Linked DNA regions of Homo sapiens: region 2 is linked to region 1. A link is a contact called in ENCODE Hi-C or POLR2A ChIA-PET data. All regions are on one chromosome and are shown on one strand. The core of a region is the stretch at or near the end of the contact, and the rest is flanking DNA. Distances in the headings are between cores, read along the strand shown. Region 1 holds the start of NUDT5 (nudix hydrolase 5). Region 2 holds the start of MEIG1 (meiosis/spermiogenesis associated 1).

Evidence for each region. Hi-C counts contacts between places; a loop is a spot of excess contacts on that map. ChIA-PET counts read pairs that join two places held with the same protein, here RNA polymerase II (POLR2A). Pooled maps may share reads with other maps.
Region 2: a loop to region 1 is called in a map of CD8-positive, alpha-beta T cell, with 13 times the contacts of the local background. The contact joins the promoter of MEIG1 here to the promoter of NUDT5 in region 1. A Hi-C loop is called at or near these places in 1 of 168 maps with a recorded cell type or tissue (CD8-positive, alpha-beta T cell) and 9 of 50 pooled maps. POLR2A ChIA-PET finds 5 or more read pairs at or near these places in 1 of 52 experiments (CD4-positive, alpha-beta T cell).

Annotation. Positions count from the first base shown.
Region 1 is chr10:12,194,004-12,200,642 of GRCh38, forward strand. It overlaps NUDT5 (nudix hydrolase 5), which reads right to left and starts at 1,888. Exons shown (of 10, transcript NM_014142.4): 1 at 1,767-1,888. CDC123 (cell division cycle 123) reads left to right here and starts at 2,185. Exons shown (of 13, transcript NM_006023.3): 1 at 2,185-2,316; 2 at 4,702-4,773. The coding sequence starts at 2,243. RefSeq lists an enhancer at 1,932-2,201.
Region 2 is chr10:14,957,356-14,964,955 of GRCh38, forward strand. MEIG1 (meiosis/spermiogenesis associated 1) reads left to right here and starts at 2,033. Exons shown (of 3, transcript NM_001080836.3): 1 at 2,033-2,202. RefSeq lists a silencer at 2,256-2,305.

The DNA.
Region 1 (6,639 bases), core at 638-3,137:
GTAGCTGGGACTACAGGCATGCGCCAACACGCCCGGCTAATTTTTGATATTTTAGTAGGGACGGGGTTTCGCCATGTTGGACAGGCTGGTCAAACTCCTGACCTCAGGTGATGCGCCCGCCTCGGCCTCCCAGAGTGCTGGGATCACAGGCATGAGGCACCGCGCCCGGCCTATGCTCAAATGTTTCTTGGGCTGTTAAAGTACTGCTCCTCGCAGAAGGGCTATGTTCCCGGGATCTATTCTCTTCCGTACATTCATTCCTATCTTCATTAGAAAACATCTGACCTAAATAAATCCCCCATCGATGCTAACATCTCCTTCCGCGCAATTTTTTACTTTCTAAGTCAAATCAAAACAATTATTTGAGCGACTGCTCCTGTCTGCCATTAAGTCTTTCTGGCACCACCCTCCAGACATATATACAATATTGCTTCTTTCCCTCAAATCAGAAAGGACTGCATAGTTCCGGATCAAGGCATAAATGATGAATCATGACTGTCCATCCCCACCAACATACTCTGCAACATTATAATCTATTTACCTCTGCTTTGAAAATGTATTCTTTAAAGCACTGCTTCCAACTAGCCACTTAGCCAGTAACATTTTTGAGAAAAACAAAACACAACCCAAAACAATGTATATATTCCTGGGGGGAAGAGTTTCTAACTCAAAATACGCAGATAATTGTTTATTATTCTAAGGAACACCCTTCTGAAGAGGCCTGCAGTCGGTGGGGCTGTTTCTAATTTAAAACTACTTAGGTGAACCAGGAAGAATGTACATTTAAGGAGATACTTTTAGACGCAGATGCCTCGCGCAAGCCTAAAGCTCGTGTGGTAAGCGACACGACTAGGGGTTAAAAGCGGCTGGTTGGTAGGCCCGGGGCCGTGGCTCACGCCTTGTAAACCCAGCACTTTGGGAGGCTGAGGCGGGCAGATCACCTAAGGTTAGGAGTTCGAGACCAGCCTGGCAAATATGGTGAAACGCCGTCTCTACTAAAAACACAAAAATTAGCCGGCGTAGTGGCGCGCGCGCGCTCTCAGCTACTCGAGAAGCTAAGGCAGGAGAATCACTTAAACCCAGGAGGCGGAGGTTGCAGTGAGCCAAGATTGCGCCACTGCACTCCAATCTGGGCACAGAGTGAGACTCCGTCTCAAATAAATAAATAAAAGCAGCTAGTTACTTCTCATTCTTTTAACGAAACAAACAAAACTGAACTTTGCTGGGTGACAGGAGTGAAGCAAAGGAAAAAACGATAGTACAAGTTCGATTCGAATTCTTCCAGTCTTATGATTCGATCATCGCAGGAATACTGATAAAAATCTGCGTTTTTTCCAGGTTGACAACTTTTGCGAGGCCAGACTAAACGAATTCAGCGCTCCAAGGAGACTCCTCTTTCCTCTGCTTTCTCACATTTACCTCTCGCCTTTTACCTCCCAAAGTCGAACCCTCCAGGATCGTACAGGCGGTATTCCCTCTACCAAGCATTCTACTCCTCTGCAGATGCTGCAATCTTTACACTGGAACTAACACTTAGCTGTGGTGTTCCCCGCTTTCTTTACTCGGAGTAGCCCAGGCTCTTCCTCTCCAATCCACAATTTCCCTCCAATCCCCAGTTTCCCTCTTGGGCGCCTGGACGCGTGCCCAGCCGCAGCCTGGGAGACACCGCGCGGCTGCACGCACCATGCAGATGTGGTCCCTTTCCCCTTCTTCTTCTCCTCCCCAAAGAGGTTTTGTGCTGTGACTGGCTTGCCCCGGTTACTTACTCCAAGGTGTAGGGGTGAAGAACGGAAGAGGACGAAATAACTAGCTGGAGGCAGCAGTGTCAGCCGATGCCGGTGCCACGGCTCGAAACACCGGCGCCTCTCGCGGTGCTAAAAGGATGGGCGCGCACCCTCCTTCCGGCATCCGTAGAACCCCCGCCTTTGACCTAGCTTCAGGAGATTACTTTCCGGGTCAGCGTGCGTTTAGGGCGAAGACGGAGTTGTAAACTTCTTAAAATTCCTCTCTCGACACTTCGGTAATTCCTCTTTCGAGACTAAAGCTCTTTTTGTATGCGTGTGTGTCAAGCGTATGCCCCGGGATTCTCCTCCGCTTCCTTTTCTCGGTCTTCCTTCTTGCTTTAGGGACCGGAAGAGTCCTTGAACCAAAATAGCTCGGCGGGCACTTCCGGGGCCGGCGCCCAGAGTTCCGGGAGGGTGCAGGCAGGAGAGGGAAAGGCAGCAGCGGCGGCAGCTGGAGGATGAAGAAGGAGCATGTGCTTCACTGCCAGTTCTCCGCGTGGTACCCGTTCTTCCGAGGCGTTACCATCAAGAGGTGAGATGGGAGGGGGTTCGCCCGGTCGACCGGCAAAAGGGAACTGCGACTTCTGAGCGAATCTTACTGCTATCCAAAAAAATGCAGGCCTTCTAGCGACTGCATGGGAGGGAGTGTGTCGAGAGGGAAGTACATCAGCAATTGTCTGCGTCCTGTTGCGAGCCAGCGAGTGTGCTGGCTAGGAGGGTCAGTTGTGGTTTTCAGTGAGGGTCGGAGGCGGGAGGAATAGTGGATTAACCTAGTTTAGGCTTGGGAGTTCACCACCACTACTTTTAGAATGGCCCCAGGCGCAAGGTGATCACTGCCTAAGTGCACTCGGAGAATTAATTGCTTTTCGCCATCACCCCAGAGGATGGAGATTGGGAAGGTGAAAGGATACGTAATTACAGTTAGATACGAGAACAAGTTCACAGATATGTCGTACAGCATGGAGGCTATAGTTAATGACGATATACGTATTCTTGAAAAACGGAGAGTGGATGTTAGTGTTCTCACCACAAAAATAACTATGTTAGGCAATGCATTTGTTAGCTAAATTTATTCCACAGTGTATATATACTTAAAAACATCAGGTAGGCGGCAAGTATTAATATATACAATTTCATCTCTCAGTTTTTTTAAAGGCGTTGATAGAAAATCTGGGCTTTGCACTTAACTGATTTTCTGAGCCAACATTTCAGTAATTGCTGATTCATTATATGATGGTTTCATTCAATAAAGATCGGATATGTACTTGAAAATGTGTAACTGGCTTAGAATGGTTAAAATGTATAAGAAAAGTTTCAAGTTCTTAAATAGTATTGGAATGTGTGGTAGAACCTTAGATTCATTGTACTTAACAATTTCGCTTGTTAGCTTTGTAAGAGTAAAATACTTAGGAAGGCTTATTTGTAATCAGCAAATAGACATATTAAGAAAGAAAATTGAGTGGTTTATGAATAGAATTTAAAATTTTAAAGAGACTTTTAAGTTGCAAAGTTTCGCTTGAAATTGTTTAAAATTTAGTAGATTTTCAAACGTAATAAGATTTGTTAGAAGAAATTAAAAGCCTGAAGAACTAGATTTTTTTTTTTTGAGACAGAGTTTTGTTCTGTCGCCCAAGCTGGAGTGCAGTGGCAGCGATCTTGGCTCACTGCAAGCTTCCCTTCCCGAGTTCACGCCATTCTCCTGCCTCAGCTTCCTGAGTAGCTGGGACTACAGGCGCCCGCCACCACCCCCGGCTAATTTTTTGTATTTTTAGTAGAGGCGGGGTTTTCACCGTGTTAGCCAGGATGGTCTCGATTGCCTGACCTCGTGATCCGCCCGCCTCGGCCTCCCAAAGTGCTGGGATTACAGGTGTGAGCCACCGCGCCCGGCCAGAACTAGATTTTTGAATGTGAAATTGTACCTTTGATAAATCAAATATTTATTTTTAAAACCGAAGTTTTTGCTCTGTCGCCCAAGCTGGAGTGCAGTGGCAGTGATCTTTTATTTATTTAAAAATAAATAAAAATACTTATTTTTAAAACCGAAGTAGCCCATGAATACTCTTTTTTGTGCAAAAAAACCATTTGTAATGTGCCAAAAAAAACTTCTTCCATAAATAAATGAGACATGTTATAAGTCATTGATGTTCTGTTAACTTCGGGAAAGCAGGCTGTAATCTTTTCCACTTTTTGAAGATGTATATGCCTCAAAATCAAAATAATACCAGCACTCTTAGGGATCTGTGGTAGGGCTTTTTGATAATTTATTATTTCAAGGTAAAAAACAAATTATCCCATAAGTTTTTAAGAGACTTCAGGTATGGCTTTGCCATCCTTAATTATGATTACCTGAAACAAATTAAGCTAAAGCATGCCTAGTTTAAGCAGCTTTATATCTCTGGTGATCAGTTGAATAGAAAGCCAGCAAGACACATCCAAAAGTATCATGAATTCTTAGCGGTAGGTGCTCACTGCCAACCCAAGAATGGTTTCCAGATCTTGACTCTACTTCTGCCCTCTATCTTTAGAAGGTGACCAAATGCTAGTCATCTTCTAGTTGGGTTTGCTGCATTTCCTGTGTTGCAGCAAATATCTGCTGGTCTCTGATTTCTTAAAGACACATAAATGTTGTGCTCACTCAGAATCCTTTTGAGCTTGTTGCTTTCATACTGTGATTTCCATCTGGTGGTTTGGATTTGGCTGGTTTTTGTTTACTACAAAGACCATTGTGGCAATAAGATGAACCGCAGTAATCTTATTATTCTGATTTCTTGTCTACTGCTACCAAATGTACATCATTAACATTTTCTACTTTATATTAAAAGAAAGACAATTCCAAAATTAATCAAGTGTAGAGATTTTTCTCTCTGCTTATAGTTGGTCTTTTAAAATGATGCCTTTTTTGGTGTTTTTTTTTTAGTGTCATTCTTCCACTTCCTCAGAATGTGAAGGATTATTTACTCGATGATGGAACTCTGGTGGTTTCAGGAAGGTAAAGTATTTTAGAAAAAAATTTCTTAAACTTTATCATAAAGAAACACATAAAATGAATGAATTAGCTTAGGCACCATTCTTTCCCTTTAGCTCTTTTTCTCTCCTAGCCAAAATGATGTGCTGATCTTTGTCTCATATTCCTTCTCAATGTTCACTTAATATTTTCAACATTAAGTACTTTTCCCTCTAATAATTACAAGTTGTGAAATTGAGCAGTTCCTTTCATCTCTGTCTTTAGAAAACAGTTATGATGACAACTTTTCCTTCTGACGGTAGCAGGGTGGGGGAAGTACATATTAAAATTCTTTGAGATCCTTCAGTTTTGACGATTAAAAATTCACTGTTGCAAACAGGCTTTATCATCTAATTCCTCAACATTTTCTTCCCCACGATTGAACTACCGTGGCCCCCCCTCCACTTTCTAGAAGCTGTTCAGGTAGTTTCCCTATTTATAGAATAAAGGGAAGAAGTTACTGTGTTTCAGTCTTTTGGATGCAAACTTGAAAACGTTGAAGAATCATAGGATTTAGTGAAGTTCTCATTTTTTAATTCGAGTCTGCTCAGAAGTCACGTTATGAGTGTTCAGCCCTCACCAGCCTTTCTAAAATAGCCTGACAGTAACCCTATGCCCTGACCTCCCTTCATTTTTCTGCATAACACTTACTTCCACCTGACAATTGTTAATTGTTCCATTAGAATGCAGTTTCATGAAAACAGGGACTTGGCCCATTTGTTCACCCCAGCTCATGGAACAGTGCCTGATATAGCAGAAGTGCTTGATAAACATTTGTTGGATGAAGGAACTATAGAAATACAGTAAGAATTGTGTGTTTTCAGTACTACTAACTGGACCCCATATTTTTGCCTGTTGGGTTTTTAGTGTGGTTTTCTGGATTATATTTCTGTTTTTGGTATTCACAGAGCCTCAATAACCTGAAAATTATTAATGTAGCGCCTCATTAACTTTGAATAATTTGAGGCTGAGGAAACAGTAGGAAAGTCAGATAAGTCTCAACTTTAGGATATTTACAGATATAATTTTTTTTGTTTTGTTTTTCTTTTGAGACAGAGTCTCGCTCTGTCACCCAGGCTGGAGTGCAGTGGCGTGATCTCAGCTCACTTCAAGGTCTGCCTCCCGGGTTCACGCTATTCTCCTGCCTCAGCCTCCAAGTAGCTGGGACTACAGGCGCCCACCACCACGCCTGGCTAATTTTTTTTATTTTTAGTAGAGATGGGGTTTTACTGTCTTAGCCAGGATGGTCTTGATCTCCTGACCTCGTGATCTGGCTGCCTCGGCCTCCCAAAGTGCTGGGATTATAGGCCTGAGCCACCGCACTCGGCATTTTTTTTTTTTTTTTTTTTTTTAAAGATGGAGTCTTGCTCTGTCAGCCAGGCTGGAGTGCAGTGGCTCAATCTCAGCTCACTGCAATCTCTGCCTCCCAGGTTCAAGTGATTTTCTTGCTACAGCCTCCCAACTAGCTGGGACAACAGGTGTGCGCCACCACATCCAGCTAATTTTTGTATTTTTAGTAGGGATGGGGTTTCACCATGTTGGCCGGGCTGTCTTGAACTCCTGACCTCAGGTGATCCACCTGCTTCAGCCTCCCAAAGTGTTGGGATTACAGGCGTGAGCCACTGTGCCCAGTCAGTTTTATTCTCAAATACGTGTACCTATTTGCTTTATAAATGAGCTTATATATAATAAGCTTATGTAAATGAGACTATAAGTAAAATAGCTTTTAATATTAGAAAATAATTGGTAAATCTCAGTAGTGTAAACATGTTGAAGAGCTCCTATGATGATTCTCCCTGGCCAGATGTTTGCATGGCCTGTGGCTTAGGCAAGCACTGATGTTAAATACTG
Region 2 (7,600 bases), core at 783-3,282, 2.8 Mb after region 1:
TAGCCACCGTGCCATGCTGCCTCCACAGCATCGGAAGGGCAGTGATGAAATATACTGATTCAAAATATATCCCTTTAGCACCTACTGTGTGCTAGGCAGTGTTAGGCCAGTGTGGCTGCAGCAGAATGATCCGGGGCTACAGAGGAAGGAGGGAGGGTGTTGTGAGCAAATCTTACAGGGCTTTGCTCACCATGTATAGCCTCTGGTTTTCACTCTCCATAAGATGGGAAGCCATTGCAGGGTTGTGAGCAGAGGACTGACATAATTTGACTTAGGTTTTTTTGTTTTGTTTTCTTTGAGACGGAGTCTCCCTCTATGCCCAGGCTGGAGTGCAGTGACGCAATCTCGGCTCACTGCCACCTCCACCTCCACCTCCACCTCCTGGGTTCAAGCGATTCTCCTGCCTCAGCCTCCCGAGTAGCTGGGACTACAGGTGCACGCCACCACTCCCAGCTAGTTCTTTTGTATTTTTAGTAGAGAAAGGGTTTCACCATATTGGCCAGGCTGGTCTCGAACTCCTGACCTCGTGATCTGCCCACCTCAGCCTCCCAAAGTGCTGGGATTACAGGTGTGAGCCACCGCGCCCGGCCTTGACTTAGGTTTTAAACAGATTGCATTGACTGTTGTGTTGACAACAGACTACAGAGGGGGCATAGAGAGCTGTTGGGAACGGTTGTAATTACCAGAAAAAAGAAAAATTATGATGGCTTGAGTAGAAGCTATAAAGTCAGCAGGTTGCATTGATGGATATGGAAAGAGAGGGCTCTAGGCCACATCTACTAAAAGACATGAAGAAGGAGCAGGGTTTTTGTTTTTGTTTTGGCAGGGAGGTGTTTGGGGAGGTTGTTTTGTACAATCAAGTGGATGTTGAATATACATTGATATACAAATCTAAAGTTCAGAGAAAGACCGGGCTGAAGAGAGAAATTTGGGAGTTGTAAGTAAATAGTTTTTTGTTTTTAGTTTTACTAAGTATTGCCTTTGTTTTAGTATGACTCGTTTATTTAGAAGTTTATATAATTTAATTTGTGATATGTCTTGTGTTTTTGTTTTGTTTGGGGCAGGTGCCCGAGGCCCTTGTCATCTTCATTGACTCCAGCTCATGGCTTGTATTTAACAACGAGCTCAGAAAAATTCCTAAAAATTTAATTACTGAGTCTCCAGAGCTCTAATGAGCTGGCTCCAGCACACAATTGCTCCTTTCTTTCATTCAACAATTTGACAAGTCCTGATGGCTCTACATTCAAAACATGTAAATTGGCCGGGCGCGGTGGCTCACGCCTGTAATCCCAGCTCTTTGGGAGGCCGAGGCGGGTGGATGACGAGGTCAGGAGATCGAGATCATCCTGGCTAACACGGTGAAACCCCGTCTCTACTAAAAATACAAAAAATTAGCCAGGCGTGGTGGTGGGTGCCTGTAGTCCCAGCTACTCGGGAGGCTGAGGCAGGAGAATGGCGTGAACCCGGGAGGCGGAGCTTGCAGTGAGCCGAGATAGCACCACTGCACTCCAGCCTGGGCGACGGAGCGAGACTCCGTCTAAAAAAAAACAAAAACAAAAAAACAAAAAACCGTATATCTTGAATCTGATCACTTTTCGCTTAGATAGTACTGTAATATAGTAATAGATAATGCTAGAAAAAATAATTAAAGCTATAGATATCATCTATTGTAGGTTTACTGATTGTCAGGCACTATGGCGACTCTCTGGAATGGTTCATTCCTCGCAAATGAATAGATAGGAGATATCTACTATCAGGAACTACAAACACAGTCTCCGTGCTGTGATCCGCTTTCACAGGGAATTTTGTCTGGGATTCAAGTAGCGGCAAGTAACCCTTTTTCGCCCTCCATCTCTGCTCAGGGGTGAGCCCTGGCAGCGCTCCTACCTGGGACCTACATTGGCTTAGTAAGATGGGCCGGCGCCCACCCCAGCCCTCGCGCATGCGCATAAAAGCCCACTCCCGGGGGCGGGGCCTGAGCTAGCTGGGCGGGGCCTGAAGGAGCCGGGAGCTCCTGCAGCTTCATCGCGTTACTAAGAGACGCGAGGGTCGCGAAGGGCACAACACTTGGCCTCTCGCTGGCCCTGCTCGCGGATCCCGAGTAGAGAACGCAAGCACCCACGCCCGCCTGCAAGCTCCCGGGCGCCCCCGGCCTCTCCTGCTCGGCGGAACGAGGATAACCCAGTAGAGCCGGACCCAGGGGTGGGTGGATGCGTCGCTGGAGGCGAGGGCCCTGCCCGCCAACCCCTGCGCCCCGGCCGTAGCCCCACCCCGGAAGTTCTTGCCCCGCCTTCTCGGCTCCGCAGTTCTCTGCTGTCTCCTGAGGTTTGCCAGGGAGATCCCGTGGTTTTCATGTCTCTTCCGTGATTTTTAGGGAAGAGGGTCACTATTTGGCCCTTCCAGAATCTCAGGGTCCGGTTCTCCCGGAAGTTTCCGGGCCGCCCCGGACCCCATTGGCTTTAGGGGCCGCGTCTCCGAGGGCTCCGATTTGGGCCCTAGATTTTGGAATACTGTGTTTTGTCCGTCCCAGCCTTCACCAGGCGGATTTCATCTCCCACACAGTTAGTGATTTATGGCAGAAAGGAAGCTGGAGGGATGGGGACTGCAGGTTAGCTGTGAGGGCCGGAAGGGAGCGGTTTTGTGCTGCACACAGGCAGGTCAGCACTCCCAGAGCAGGGACCGCCGGGCGTGCTTTCGGAACCGCTTTTGTCTTTCAAATGAACGCCCAGCGACAGCAGACGGGAGTTCCAGGACCTTAGAGACCGGCTAATGCTTCTCTTTAAGTTAGGAAACAGGCGCAGGCGTGTTCATGGCCTTGCCTAAGGTTACGTGCTGGTTACAGGGCTCCTCCTGCTGCCTCTTAAGAACAGAAATAATCTAATAGGAGGAATAAAAGGGACTATTAGGGAGGCTAATGCTCTTGAAGTTTTAATACTACTAAAAGTAAAAGCGCTTTTCAGAGTGAAAGGGAAGTGAAAAGGGAATTTGGGTGGCTGGCTACATCAGAAGCTTCTGTTCCAACTTTAGATTGTCAGGGAGTTGAGATGGTGTTTTTTGTTTTTATTTTTGTTTTAGTTTTTTGAGACGGAGTCTCGCTCTGTAGCCCAGGCTGGAGTGCAGTGGCGGGATCTCGGCTCACTGCAAGCTCCGCCTCCCGGGTTCACGCCATTCTCCTGCCTCAGCCTCCCGAGTAGCTGGGACCACAGGTGCCCGCCACGATGCCCGGCTAATTTTTTGTATTTTTAGTAGAGACGGGGTTTCACTTTGTTGGCCAGGATGGTCTCGATCTCCTGACCTCGTGATCCACCCGCCTCGGTCTCCCAAAGTGCTGGGATTATAGGAGTGAGCCACCGCGCCGAGATGGTGTGTTTTTAAAATAACGTGCCCGAGGCCGGGCGTGGTGGCTCACCCCTGTAATCCCAGCACTTTGGGAGGCTGAGGCAGGCGGATCACCTGAGGTCGGGAATTCGAGACCAGCCTGACCAACATGGGAAAACCTCGTCTCTACTAAAAATACAAAAAAATTAACCAGGCATGGTGGCGCATGCCTGTAATTCCAGCTACTCGGGAGGCTGAGGCAGGAGAATCGCTTTAACCTGGGAGGCGGAGGTTGTGGTGAGACAAGATCACGCCATGGCGCTCCAGCCTGAGCAACAAGAGTGAAACTCCATCTCAAAAAAATAATAAATAAATAAATAAAATAACATGCTCCTCAATTTAACTATGGGATTATGTCCCAATACACCCATGGTAGGTCGAAAATGCATTTAATGCACCTAGCCAACTTTAAACGTCCTCAGAACACTTAGCTCCCCTGCAGTTGGGCAACATCATCTAACACAAAGCCTATTTTATAATAAAGTGTTGACTATGTCATGTAACTTACTGAATACTGAATTCAAAGTGGAAAACAGAATGGTTGCGTGGGTACTCGAATTACTGAATGCGTATTGCTTTTGCACCATGGTAAAGTGGAGATATGAGTTGAACCATTCCACGGGACCATCTGTATGCATATAAACCCTAAGTATTTCATATAATTCAGTTTCACAAACCAGAAACTCAGGCATTGCTGTTTCCTGTTTGTGGAGCTACAACTTGGTATTTTAGATGTCAAATTTATTTATTTTTTTGAGATGGTGTCTTGCTCTGTCACCCAGGCTGGAGTGCAGTGGTGCGATCTTGGCTCACCGCAACCTCCGTCTCCTGGGTTCAAGTGATTCTCCTGCCTCAGCCTCCCGAAGTAGCTGGGACTACAGGCAGCCGCCACCGCATCCGGCTAATTTTTTTTTTTTTTTTTTTTTAGTAGAGACAGGTTTTCACCAGGTTGGCTAGGCTGGTCTCGAACCCTTGACCTCAGGTGATCCACCTGCCTCGGCCTCCCAAAGTGCTGGGATTACAGGCGTGAGCCACCGCACATGGCCAAAACGTTTATTTTTATTTATTTATTTTTTTAACATTTTTTTCTTGAGGCAGGGTCTCATTCTTGTCTCCCAGGCTGGAATGCAGTGACTTGATCACAGCTCACTGTGGCCTCAACCTTGGGGGATCAAACAATCCTCCCACCTTAGCCTCCCCAGTAGCTGAGACTACAGTCATGGGCCACCACACCCAGCTAATTTTATTTTTTGTAGAGATAGGGTCTCACTACGTTGCCCAGGCTGGTCTTGAACTCGGACTCAAAGGATCCTCCCTCCTCAGTCTCAGAAAGAGCTGGGATTACAGGTGTGAGCCGCTGCATCCAGCCATTAAATGTATTTTTTATCAATTCTTTTTTTGGCACAACTGCCAGCAAAGAAACCACTCAGTCTGCAAGAGCTAAGTACTAGCAGAATTAGAACTGCCACTGAATTTCCTAGAATCACTGAAAAATTTAATCAAGGAATTGTAAGTTGATCTTTCCTAATTTTAGTTTCATTTTGTGTTTTTAATAAACTGAAAGTAAGGGCAAAAAAAAAGAATTTCCACCACCACTTATATAGCGTAGTTACAGTAGTCACTAGAGTTCCTACTATGGTGAAATTTACATTCATATTCTCTTTAGGTATTTTGGGAAAATAAAATTTTGAAATGCTTAATAATAACCGGAGGATGTCTATTTCTACTGAGAAAAGTGGTGATTTCCCCCAAAGTCCAATTGAATACAGCATATTTTCTGCTCTTCTATTAAATGTAGCATTTTTATGTATAGTTGCCATAATTTTTTGAGCTGAAAGTGACAAAAGGTTACATAGATGGCATTCAAGAAAATACGTTTCGAATGAATATGAGCAAAAAGTCAAGCCTAAAGCAAAAAGGGCATAGATAAGACAAAAATTAAGATTGTATCACTACATGTGCTTCATCTGTAAAAGTCCTGTAAGTAATACAGTCACTAAATTCATATAAAAATATGACTAATTTGGAATTTTTTTTTTTTTTCTTTTTTTCAGACAGTCTCGCTCTGTCACCCAGGCTGGAGTGCAGTGGCACCATCTCGGCTCACTGCAACCTCCATCTCCCAGGTTCAAGCAGTTCTCTGCCTCAGCCTCCTGATTAGCTGGAATTACAGGCATGCGCCACCATGCCTGGCTAATTTTTATATTTTTAGTAGACACGGGGTTTCACCATCTTGGCCAGGCTGGTCTTGAACTCCTGACCTCGTGATCCACCCACTTCAGTCTCCCAGAGTGCTGGGATTACAGGCGTGAGCCACCGTCCTGTCCTGAAAGTATTTTAATACAGTGAATTCACTAACTTTTTTTTTTCTCTCTTAATTTAGACAGAGTTTTGCTCTTGTTGCCCAGGCTGGAGTGCAATGGCACGATCTTGGCTCACTGCAACCTCTGCCCCCCAGGTTCAAGCAATTCTCCTACCTCAGCCTCCTGATTAGCTGGGATTACAGGCATGCGCCACCACGCCCGGCTAATTTTGTATTTTTAGTAGCGACGGGTTTCTCCATGTTGGTCAGGCTAGTCTCGAACTCCCGACCTCAGGTGATCCACCCACCTCGGCCTCCCAAAGTGCTGGGATTACAGGCGTGAGCCACCACGCCCAGCCTAACTTTTTTCTTTAATATTTCTTAGAACCTTTTTCCTGTGTAATATATCTATATTCCTGTGTAATGTTTCATATTATATATATGAATGGATTCTTAGGCTGTATCACATGTCCAACTCACCTCTTTGTCATAGCTGGTATATTGCTATTATATTGTGCAGCAGTGGAGTAGTGAACTTCCCACTAGAATGAATGGCATTAAAGGACAAAGGTTTCACTGAAGCGTGGCTTATTTGTTTTGCCAGGTGTTCCAAATTTTACATAAACTCGTATAATACTGTAAAACTGGACCGGGTGCGGTGGCTTACACCTGTAATCACAGCACTTTGGGAGGCCGAGGTACACGATCACTTGAGGCCAGGAGTTCAAGACCAGCCTGAGAAACATGGTGAAACCCATCTCTACTAAAAATATAAAAATTTGGCAAGGCGTGGTGGCTCACGCCTGTAATCCCAGCCTTTTGGGGGGCTGAGGCAGGCGGATCATGAGTTCAGGAGATCCAGAACATCCTGGCTAACACAGTGAAACCCCGTCTCTACTAAAAATACAAAAAATTAGCTGGGCATGGTAGTGGGCGCCTGTAGTCCCAGCTACTCAGGAGGCTGAGGCAGGAGAATAGCATGAACCTGGGAAGTGGAGCTTGCAGTGAGCCGAGATCGCGCCTCTGCACTCCAGCCTGGTGACAGAGCGAGACTCCGTCTCAAAAAAAAAAAAAAAAAAAGAATACAATATAAACACTATAATATTTAGAATGTTAAGTAATTTAACAAAAATCTAAATAGGAAGAGCATTAGAACATCTTTCTTGTTTTTCATAGAAAAGAGTCCATTGGTACTTGTGACTTAGCCTCCTAACAGTCTTCATTATCTTTTTTTACCAACCACTAAGGGAACATTTAGGCTACATCTTTCATATTGAAGAAATATTTGTCTGAAATTCAGCAAGTCTGTCTATTTTATTTCCATTTCCTATTTTTCCTCTATTAAATCCAAGTGAAGCTAAATTTATGTCTTGTAAAAGCATTTATTAGAAGATCCTTTTAAATAAAACTTTTAAGTCTATGTTAATTAATCGTATATTTAGCATGATTTTTACCCAGTATGAAGGATGGATATTTCTAATTAATGTCATGCTTATTTTGAGTTTTCCTTTATATATATGTATATAAGAGTGTGTGTGTGTGTGTGTGTGTATATATATATATATATATATATACACACACACACACATATATATGTATACTTTTTTTTTTTTTTTTTTTTTTGGAGCCAGAGTCTTGCTCTGTCACCCAGGCTGGAGTGCAACCTCCACCTCCTGGGTTTCAAGCGATTCTCAAGCCTCAGCCTCCCAAGTAGCTGTGATTGCAGGCACCTGCTACCACGCCCAGTTCATTTTTTTTTTTTCCTTTTTGAGAAGGAGTTTCGCTCATGTTGCCCAGGCTAAAGTGCAATGGTGTGATCTCAGCTCACTGCAACCTCCACCTCCCAGGTTCAAGTGATTGTCATGCCTCAGCCTCCCAAGTAGTTGGGATTACAGGCATGTGCCACCATGCCTGGCTAAT